2 separate regions of the Homo sapiens genome follow, and region 2 is linked to region 1. A link is an interaction called in ENCODE POLR2A ChIA-PET data of the cell type or tissue named here. Cell type or tissue: A673. All regions are shown on one strand.

Evidence for each region. Peaks named below come from ENCODE experiments on the same cell type or tissue, not always from the same donor. Only the 100,000 strongest peaks of a DNase experiment are listed, where the experiment ranks them.
Region 2: POLR2A ChIA-PET joins it to region 1 with 6 read pairs; 11 of 35 experiments call an interaction of 5 or more read pairs at or near these places.

Annotation. Positions count from the first base shown.
Region 1 is chr16:9,094,070-9,099,069 of GRCh38, forward strand. The region is part of intron 2 of HAPSTR1 (HUWE1 associated protein modifying stress responses); the gene reads left to right. Among named protein-coding and RNA genes, the nearest start is that of HAPSTR1, 4.9 kb to the left of the region's middle. RefSeq lists an enhancer at 3,167-3,666. In A673, no CTCF peak of the experiment used is centred here; no DNase peak of the experiment used is centred here; H3K4me3 peaks cover 2,258 bases; H3K27ac peaks cover 1,125 bases.
Region 2 is chr16:8,899,119-8,904,118 of GRCh38, forward strand. USP7 (ubiquitin specific peptidase 7) reads right to left here. Exons shown (of 31, transcript NM_003470.3): 16 at 4,150-4,284; 17 at 3,263-3,364; 18 at 2,964-3,069; 19 at 2,024-2,116; 20 at 1,872-1,939; 21 at 1,412-1,512; 22 at 486-639; 23 at 3-70. Among named protein-coding and RNA genes, the nearest start is that of LITAFD, 19 kb to the left of the region's middle. RefSeq lists an enhancer at 4,730-5,000. In A673, no CTCF peak of the experiment used is centred here; no DNase peak of the experiment used is centred here.

The sequences.
Region 1 (5,000 bases):
ATAAGAATGTGCAAATGGCCGCAGCATCTTGTAGGAAAAAATATCTCCTTGTGAGATTTCTTGAGTAGACTACAGTTTTTTGGGACAGTAATTTGAGAACTGGTAACAAAGTGGTGAAAAGAAACGCTAACTTTAGGGAATGAGGAACTGTAATAATAATAGTCCAGTCTTACTGAAAAAAGGGAAACATGGTTAAATAGTGCCTCAGTGGTTAGCTTTGATTTTATATAGCTGTTTGTTAAATTGTGACTGAGTAAATTGCTTCAACATCTATCAGTGCTGACGGTCTTGAACGTTTTGGAATGGCTCTTGGTTTTGTCCAAAAACAGAATTTTGAAATAATACTTAATTAAAAAAAAGGTTTCTGGGAGTGTAATTTACATACAGTAAAATCACTGTTTTAGGATATATACTTTGATTTTTTTTTTTTAAGAAGTAGAATATATCTATCACCCCCACCTCCCAGTCCCTGGCAGTCACTGATTTGATTGCTGTTTTTTCTCCTCCATCATGTCCTAAATAGAATGGTGCAGTCCTTGTAGCCTATTGTGTCTGGCTTGTTCCAGTTACTATGATAAGGTTCACCCATCGAGTTCGCATTGCAGGTGTGCATAGTTCAGTGCCTTTTGATTGGCTAGTATTACTCTATGGTGTGGCAGTACCATGGTTTATTCTTTTGCTTTTGTTGGTATTGCTTTGTGCTTGAAGGGGAAGGCAACACATTTTTAGTGTTTTTATGTGCCAGGTTCTTAGCCTAGGCCGTATAAAATGGGATTGTCCTCTGGCTTTGGTCCTGTTGGGTTCTTGTAGAATGTGTCCCTTTAGGACTAACCTAGCAGTTTTCGTTAGTGCTAACTTTTCGTGTAAGAAGATGGGTTCAGCAGTTGAACTCTGAAATAATCCTTAATTTGATTACTTCATTTAAAAATGTTTACAATTTGTTTGTTTTCCTGCTCAGAAAACTTAAGGAGGAACATTAATTTTATTTTTAGAAAACATCACATATGATTCTTGGATTATTGTAAATGCTAGATTGTTAGTCTGAACTAGTTTTATTTTGTACCTTGTTTCTGTACAGTGAAAACACATCCCTTGCCTAATAGAAATGGTAAGTTGTGTCTTGTGGAATTTGATAGTGCAACGTTTTCTTATTTGATTCAAGGAGTGTGTGGATAATACTCTGGATAGCCTCACACTTTTTCTTTTTCAGGGTGTGGTCTTTAGAGAACAGGCATACAGCTGTAGGAATAATTGGTTACCTTAAATAGAACCAATAAAATTAGCAAGGTGGTGTCACAAGTGCATGCAGCAGTAAGTAGTACTAAATTTAAATGATATTGGTTATAGTTCTGATTAAATATTTAAATATAATTTAAGGGGGGAAAAATTTGGTGGATACTTCTAAGTGGGCAGCAGGCAGCATTCCTGTATTTTGTATAATATCTGACAAGGTAAAAATGGCTTATTGTGCAGCCTGGGGACAATTTGGCACTCCTACCAGCTTCTTGATAACTACCAAGAAGTTCATTAGGTGTTTATCTCAATCCTGACCTTCATTAAGAAGGTCAGGATTGAGATTAAAAACCCAGCAGAGGGTCGCTTTTAGTTGTCAGAGGGCTTTTGAAAAGTTGAAAATTGAGTTAATTGGTTTGGTTGGAATGTGGCTAGAAGGATTTGGAAGATAATGTAAATGTAAGTTGAACTTCAGCAAGGACAGAATTCAATAAAATGGAGTGGGTGGTTACCTCTACTGTAAATAGTAGGGTCAGACTTGTCTTCCCCTTTCCAAAAAAGGAAGGAAGCCAAAATACTGACTGCTGGTTTTTGATTTGATAAATGCAAAGAGGATGGTGTTTCTTCAATATTCAGTAGTATCCTTAGATCAGTATATTTTTTGATTCCTGGAACTAAAGAAGGGGAGTAAAAAATCATTTTAATCTGGCTAGGGTTGATGTTTACCCAGTGTCATTGTGAGTTGGAGTCTACTGCCACATTGCCTGAGTTCAGATCTTGGCTCTGTTACTTCTTACCTTTATGGTCCTGGAGACAGTGAAGCCAGGTGTTAATTCACCATTGTGCTCCTTGACTTAATTAACTTAAATAGGGATAACTACCACAGATTCTAGTACAAGCTCTTAGCTTTGTGCCTGGCATAGTGAGTGCTCTGGCATTCATTGTGTTGGTGGTCAAGTTTTAAGTATTTTTTGGATTTTTCTCAATGTGGGCAGTGCTTAAAATGAAGGGAAGTAATAATAGTTTATTTTCTGTCTTTTTAAAAATTTTTTTTGTGTTGAAATAAACTCTGGTGTGTATTTCCTTCTTCATCTTCTTTCCCTAATTGGAGTAAATGTAAGTAGAATTGACAGGTGGGAAAAATAGTCTGATGCCCTTAAGTCCTCACTTTTGATACATCTTGATGCCAAGCCCTCTTTATATGTCTCACTTCAGTGTGGCCATTTTGGACTCGTACACTAAAGGAGAACTGAGCATAACTGTAAATGTGTGGGCCAAGTGGCAGGTGACTTAGAAACAAATGGCCAGAAATCATATTCTACCTGGAGACTGGTGGAGCTGGTTTGTGACTCACTTGGCTGCAAAAAATTATTACTGAGTTTGAGACTTTGTTCAAAATACCTTAGTGTGGATTACAGTGAGAAACCCTAAGCATTAAATTTCTATTTAACTTTTCATGCCTGTAATCCCAGCACTTTGGGAGGCTGAGGCAGGAGGATTGCTTGGGGCAATATAGTGAGATCCCGTGTCTTAAAATTTTTTTTTAATGAAAAAATTGTAGCTTTGTCAGAAGCAGTAGCCTCAGTTATACATAATACTTATTTTTTATAATAGACTGCTTTTTTTGTGTGTAGCTCTTATTTTTTTTCCTTTTTTGGAGACGAAGTCTCGCTCTTGTCCCCCAGGCTGGAGTGCAATGGCGTGATCTCGGCTCACTGCAACCGCCTCCCTGGTTCAAGCGATTCTCCTGCCTCAGCCTCCCCAGTAGCTGGGATTACAGGCGCCTGCCACCACACCAGGCTACTTTTTGTATGTTTAGTAGAGACGGGGTTTCACCATGTTGGCCAGGCTGGTCTTGAACTCCTGACCTCAGGTGATCCGCCCGCCTTGGCCTCCCATAATGGTGGGATTACAGGCGTGAGCCACCGCGCCTGGCTCTTTTTTTTTTTTTTTCTTTTGAGACAGGGTCTCATTCTGTCACCCAGGTGGGAGTGCAGTGGTGCTGTCTCAGCTCACTGTAACCTCCACCTTCCAGGCTCAAGTGATCCTCCCACCTCAGCCACTGAGTAGCTGGGACCACAGGCACCCATCACCATGCCCAGCTAAGTTTTTGTATTTTTGGTAGAGATGAGGTTTTGCCATGTTGCCCAGGCTGGTCTCCTGAGCTCAGGCGATCCACCTGCCTCAGCCTGCCAAAGTGCCGGGATTATAACTGTGAGCCACCATACCCAGCCTGTGTGTAGTTTTTCTGTGAAAGAATATGTTGGTTGCAAGTATGAGAAAACACAAGTTGGGCTGGCTTTAGCTGTATGGCCATGTATTGGCTCCTCTGACTTAAAAGGCCACAGTAGGATTGACTTAATTGAGCAGCCCAGGCTCCCCTGCTCTGTTCTCCCCTGTGTGCACTCGCACACTTTGTTATCAGGCTGGCTTCATTATGTTGGCAGAATGGCTTGTGGCTCACATCTTAGAGCCACTCAGTAAAGCTTAGAAGAGCCTAAAAATGACTTCTGTCATCTCTTGGCCATAACGGGGTCACTTGCTTACCCACAACCATTAATAGGGGTACATAGGGTTATGCACATGAGTTGAGAGCTAAGCCACAACCCCTTGAGCAAATGTGGAGGGAGCTTCTCTCGAAACATGGTTGCTATCTAAACAAAAACCTGGAGTGCTTTTAGGAAGGGGAGGACAAGGATTGGATGCCAGGCAGGCAACAAACAGTGGTTATTAAGATGCTCCCCCAGGGCTGGGGCGGGGGCTCACGCCTGTAATCCTAGCACTTTGGGAGGCTGAGGCGGAAGGATCATTTGAGGTCGGGAGTTTGAGACCAGCCTGACCAACATGGAGAGAAACCGTATCTCTACTAAAAATAAAAGATTAACTGGGCATTGTGGTGCATGCCTGTAATCCCAGCTAACTCGGAAGGCTGAGGCAGAAGAATTGCTTGAACCTGGGAGGCGGAGGTTGTGGTGAGCCGAGATCAGGCCATTGCACTCCAGCCTGGGCAGCAAGAGCGAAAATCCATCACACACACACACAAAATATTATCCCCCTGGTTCCTGGTCCTTTGTTTTGTGTGCTAGGTGAAGATTAAGTAAATACATAAGTAGCTAGGAGGTGTGCTTATTTTTGGATGCCACTTCCTTAGGGAATACGATTGGGAACAGTTTTATTTTGGCTGTGACTTAGATTGTTACATTCCTAAAGAAACAGTACATTTTCTTTACTGGTTGGAGTGCCAGGGCTCACACCTGTAGTCCAGCACTTGAGGCTGAGGGGAGAGGTTCTCTTGAGATCTTGAGGCTAGGAGTTTGAGATCAGGCTGGGCAACATAGTGAGACCCTGCCTCTACCCTTCCTCCCAAAAAAGAATAAAATATTTTTCTGTGTGGTGGACTGGCTAGTGCAAATTTAATTCTTAAGTTTAAAAATCACGTAGTCAGTAGTATTTCTTTAGAAGTGTTGCTTTGATGTAGCATTGTGCTCTTATGGTTTGTAGATTGTCTGCAATTGAGAGATGGCTTCTCATTTGAGGAAGAGAGGTCACAGAGGGAACTCTGTCAATGAACTTTGGACACAAGGCCCTTTGAACTTCAGTTCCTTGTTACAAACTTGCGATACCTGCTCTAATTCACATGAATCAATGTGTATCAAAAAGCTATAAGTAGAGTAATCTGATTAATTTTATGCAGTTATGTAAGAAAGTTATGATTTGGTCTTCAGAATCAATATAATTCTTTGCCCTCTGCCCCCACCCCAGCCCGT
Region 2 (5,000 bases), 190 kb before region 1:
ACCCTTGAGACTTGAAAAACTGCAGCAACATTGGATCTGTGTTGAGCCTCTGTGCAACTGTCTTTGCAACCTAAGACACAGAAAGGAAGGTTCACATTTTGGGGAAAAATTGAAACTTGGTCATAAACTTCATGCTTAATTACTTAAAATGTGCCATGAGCAGCCTGAATTTAAATTCCCTAGAAATTTATTAAACAGGAATAAACTATATTATTCCTTAATGAATCACCATGGGAGTAGCATATCTGATGAAGATAACTTTGGAAAGGGTTTTCACTTTTAATGGTGAGGTCTACAGGTTCTTTTCTGATGGCGATTATTCTAGCTCCCAAGGCAGAGAGCCTGAATCCATCAGTGGGAGATTTCCTCGGGCATAGCCCCTTCTGAACCAAAACCATGAGATAGCTTCTTCAACAAGCATTTTAAGAAAGAAATTTGTCTTTCTGGAGTGGGATCTGAAGAGGAAAGGAGCATTTATTAAATACCTGAAAATAATTCATTCTATTTGATAACGTAACCACAAATCCAGGATCATTAGGGATTGTTTTATCACAGAAAATGACATCAACGCGGTGGTAGAGATCTCGGAAATACTCCTTTGCGGTGGGTAATTCACTGTTATCATTTTCAGGGTCATCCCTGGTGGAGGGAGAAAGTTTGCAGTCTGAATCAAAGTCCATGGCAGGGGGTAGCTGGTAAAAATGGCATCATCTTTTACACAACAGTGACACCAACAGGCTCTCTTGCAAGATAAATTCAGGTTCCCCTTTGAGGGGGCCAGGCATCTGCCTGAGCTCCCTCTGTAAGCGAGGCAAGTATGCATGGGGATGCACTGAGCCAGGCGCAATGTAGTGGCTTTACATTCTCATCCCACTACAAAACAAAACCCCCTTAGGTAACAGCACCTGCTCTCCTCTACAGGAGCAGACCCAGACGCAGTGTCTTGCCCACAGACCTGACAGGTGGTGGAGCCCAGTCTCTGACCGTGAGTCAGGAAATCTGGGCTTTCGTGTGCCATCGAGCCACTTTCAGACACTGAGTGTCTAAGACCAAAGACTGGCTGGTTTACATGAAGACAGACTGAAATGAATTACCCAAGTAGGTACATTCTAAGGAGTTTCGATTTCATAAATCTCAGGGGAAGGAAGCAATTGTTCCCACTCTACTAATAGTTGCCACGTGCACTTGAGACATTTTAAGGAATTTTTAAGAAATTGAGAAGAGCTTTATGAGATGAAAATGTTCACCACACCTAATTTCAAAACCCAGAGAAAGCCTCTCAACAGTTACATTAAAAAAAACAAAAACAAAAACGTGGCTCGGGATCTAGGTACAAATGTTTCTTGGTTCTACAACTTAAAAAAATCCTGAAATTAGTACAAAGTGATACAATCCTTCACAAAGTACATACTTCTGAAATACTATGATGTCACCATCCATTAGTTCATCAAGGGCTTTATCAAGAGACACGTCATAGTCCTGAATTCTCTCTGTTAAATTCGGTTTAACTTCCTACAGTGAAAGATATAAAATTGTTACACTGCAAGTTTGTCTAACGTTTAATATGGCCAGATAGTCTTCCATGTACTTAAGTATTTTCTCTACACCCAATTCTATCCACCTTTTAAGTTAAAATGTTAACAGGAAAAGCTAAATGAATAAATCCACAAATATGTAACAATCAGATTTGATTCTACAACAGGTAAAAAAAAAAAATTCACAAATCTAAATATGTCATTCTCAAGATCATCTGAGGCCCTGAGTTAGCTGGTAGACCTAACACTGTAACAAATTCGGGGTAAAAAGAACAAACAAAACCCTCCACAAACTACTAAGAATATACTAATTATGGAAAAATAAACCATCCAAACCTCATAGAGGATAAGGCTAGTATCTTGAATAAATCCTGCTCTGTCACACATAACTGGGAGCAAGTCACCTAGGAGAAAGAAGATATTTTAAATGTGTAGCTGTAATGTACTGAGCAAAATCTACTCAGAAGGTAAGTGCACGAAGGACTTACGTATTTTACAGGATATTGGTGTGTAGATATGCCCACAGTAATTCAAGCTCCGCGTTTTGGGATCATACATCTTCAAAAATAACATTACATCATCTACAAGGTTAATAAACAAGTTTTGTTAAGATCCAAACACTCAGCACAATGCTTAAAAAACAAAAAAACAAACAAACAAAAAAACGAAAAAAAAAAAACAGTAAGCTGAATAGCTCAATGACAAGTGAAATGACAGCTTAAGGTACCTAAAAGTTACTTCAGATGTGGCTTATTCACGAAGCTGAGGCTATTACCGCTGAGTTTCCAAACATCAGACCCATGGAAACCCACTACATTTAGACAGTCAAGACGGTACTGAGTGCAGCAAACTTAGAATTCCTAGTTCTGAGACCTGGACTGACTGGCTGGAAGAGCGTTGCCACGGGAAGATTGCGCATGGTCTTGTGTCTTTGCCAGAAGTGACCACTCACAGCAATAAAAGTCTGTCATTTTATAGCAAGGGTCAGCAAATTCCGATCCACCTGTTTTGTCGATAAAGTTGTACTGGAAGACAGCCAGCTCGTTCATTTATATAGTCTTTGTGGCCGCCTTAGTACAGACAGAAAGGCCTGAAACGCCTGAGATATTGCCTATGTGGTCCCTGACAGACAACGTTTGCAACCCTGCTCTTTAGGATCTGACCAACGTGATTAGCACAGCACAGCAGCTGAGACTGAAGACAGAACAGGACGGCCCCACGTGGCTGCTACTGTCTCCGGGCCTCACAGGAAACTCGCAGCCAAGTCAGTCTTATTTGACTTCATCAGGAAGTCTAGTGAGCTTTTGTGGAATTGATCAACACATCTTTCTGCAAGGGAAGAAGGCTTAACCCTGTGTGTTTAGAACAACAATCCAGGAATCCAACGCTACTGCTCTAAGTGCAGGCAGGCGTCTCGTGGGCACTTACGATCTTTATCAAACTTGGGTAAGGTCGCTCCACTAGCAGCCAGCTCGGGATCAACTGTTTCCAGGAATATTGTCCAAGGGTTTTCATTATCACTGAGCTCAATCATCTATTTCCAAAAGAGACGCTGATTTTAGAAGAGTCTAATGGCTTAGGTGACAGAGCGAAAAACTACAGTCAAGTATTGAAGAAAACGTCCAATTCTAGTTAAGTGGACCAAAAGGGAAACAAGCTGCACTAAGTGCAGAGGACTAACGCCTTCTGCACGGTTCCAAACCAGATACGCTATTAACAATATTTACTGTTTTATTGCCGTCGGCTTCATTATCTAACATTGCTGGTCGTTTTGTTCCATTACTCCTTGCTTGCATGGGCCACAATCGAATTTGATCTTGTGGAAATCCCTGAAAAAAATATTAAGAGTAGATTAAAATAAAAACACGCTCATATTTTAGTCCTCTATATTACACACACATATGTATATACATATACATATATATATATAGTCAATGTTAAGACTGTGATCGTAGGCCAGGTGCTGTGGCTCTCGCCTGTAATCCCAGCACTTTCGGAGGCCGAGGCAGGTGGATCACGAGGTCGGGAGTTCAAGACCAGCCTGGCCAACATGGTGAACTCTCGTCTCTACTAAAAATACAAAAATCAGCTGGGCCTGGTGACGGGTGCCTGTAATCCCAGCTACTTGGGAGGCTGAGGCAGGAGAATTGCTTGAAACCAAAAGGCGGAGGTTGCAGTGAGCCAAGATCGCGCCACTGGGCAACAAGAGTGAAACTCTGTCTCAAAAAAAAAGAAAAAAAGACTGTGATTCTAAGAAAAAGAATTCTAATTCTTCCCCGGTTGATTTGGACAACTGTGACTTATCCTTCAGGATCGAATGCCCATTTACAAAAATAAAGAGGGGGTAGGGGTGCAGGGAGTGGAGTGGGAGATGAGGAAAAGGGGTGAAAACATGTCTGCAAAATCCTGTGGGTTCCCCTGTGCAGGAGTCAGGGGCTCAATGGTTTTCTTGCACTTTCTCAGGCAGGAAATGTTCCTGGGTCACACTCCTCACTGTTAGGCAGTGGCTGGACACAGCACCTACCCCCAAAGGCAATCAGTATTTTCTAGTGACACGGAAGGAAGGTGGACGTTGGGAGCCACGGTGGGGTATATCCACGGGACCGGTACGCACCATGGTCTGAGAGAGGCTCTGAACAAACTCAGCAAGCGAGGAGTTCTTCAATACTTTGAACACAGTGTATTTCACTTTTTCTTCATCGTACATGTCATTCCCTTGGTGGCCACAAAACTGGTCCTCTGCGACTATCTGAAAATATGTATGAAAGCACAGAAAAGACTTGACAACTGACAAAAAATGAGTCCACACTGAACACATTTAAACACTAAAACGCTGAAAACTCATTTTTTGTTCCAAAGAAACTTCTTCAGAAGACCAATGAAGAAAAACCGCATAAAATGACCAAAACCTAAATCAGGTATTTATTTAGAAAAGGAGGCTGTGGGCAGGGCACGGTGGCTCATGCACTTTGGGAGGCCGAGGCGGGCGGATCACCTGAGGTCAGGAGTTCCGAGACCAGCCTGACCAACACGGAGAAACCCTGTCTCTACTAAAAATACAAAATTAGCTGGGTGTGGTGGCACATGCCTGTAATCCCAGCTACTAGGAAGGCTGAGGCAGGAGAATCACTTGAATCCAGGAGGCAGAGGTTGAGGTGAGCAGAGATCGCGCCACTGCACTCAAGCCTGGGCAACAAGAGTGAAACTCTGTCTCAAAAAAAAAAAAAAAGGAAAAGAAAAAAGAAAAGGAGACTGTGTTTCACTGCAATAACTTAACTCACCTATAAATTGGACCTAGCTAGACAGCCAACGGTGAGATGACCTCCTCCCTTTCTCCAACCCCCTCAGTACTTTTTGAAGCAACCTGACGTGCACTTAATCACTTCTCTGTCTGGTGGCCTGACTTCTGACAACCAAGTCTTTACTCCTGAACTGGCTCTGCCCGCCACCAACAGGGCCAGGTGT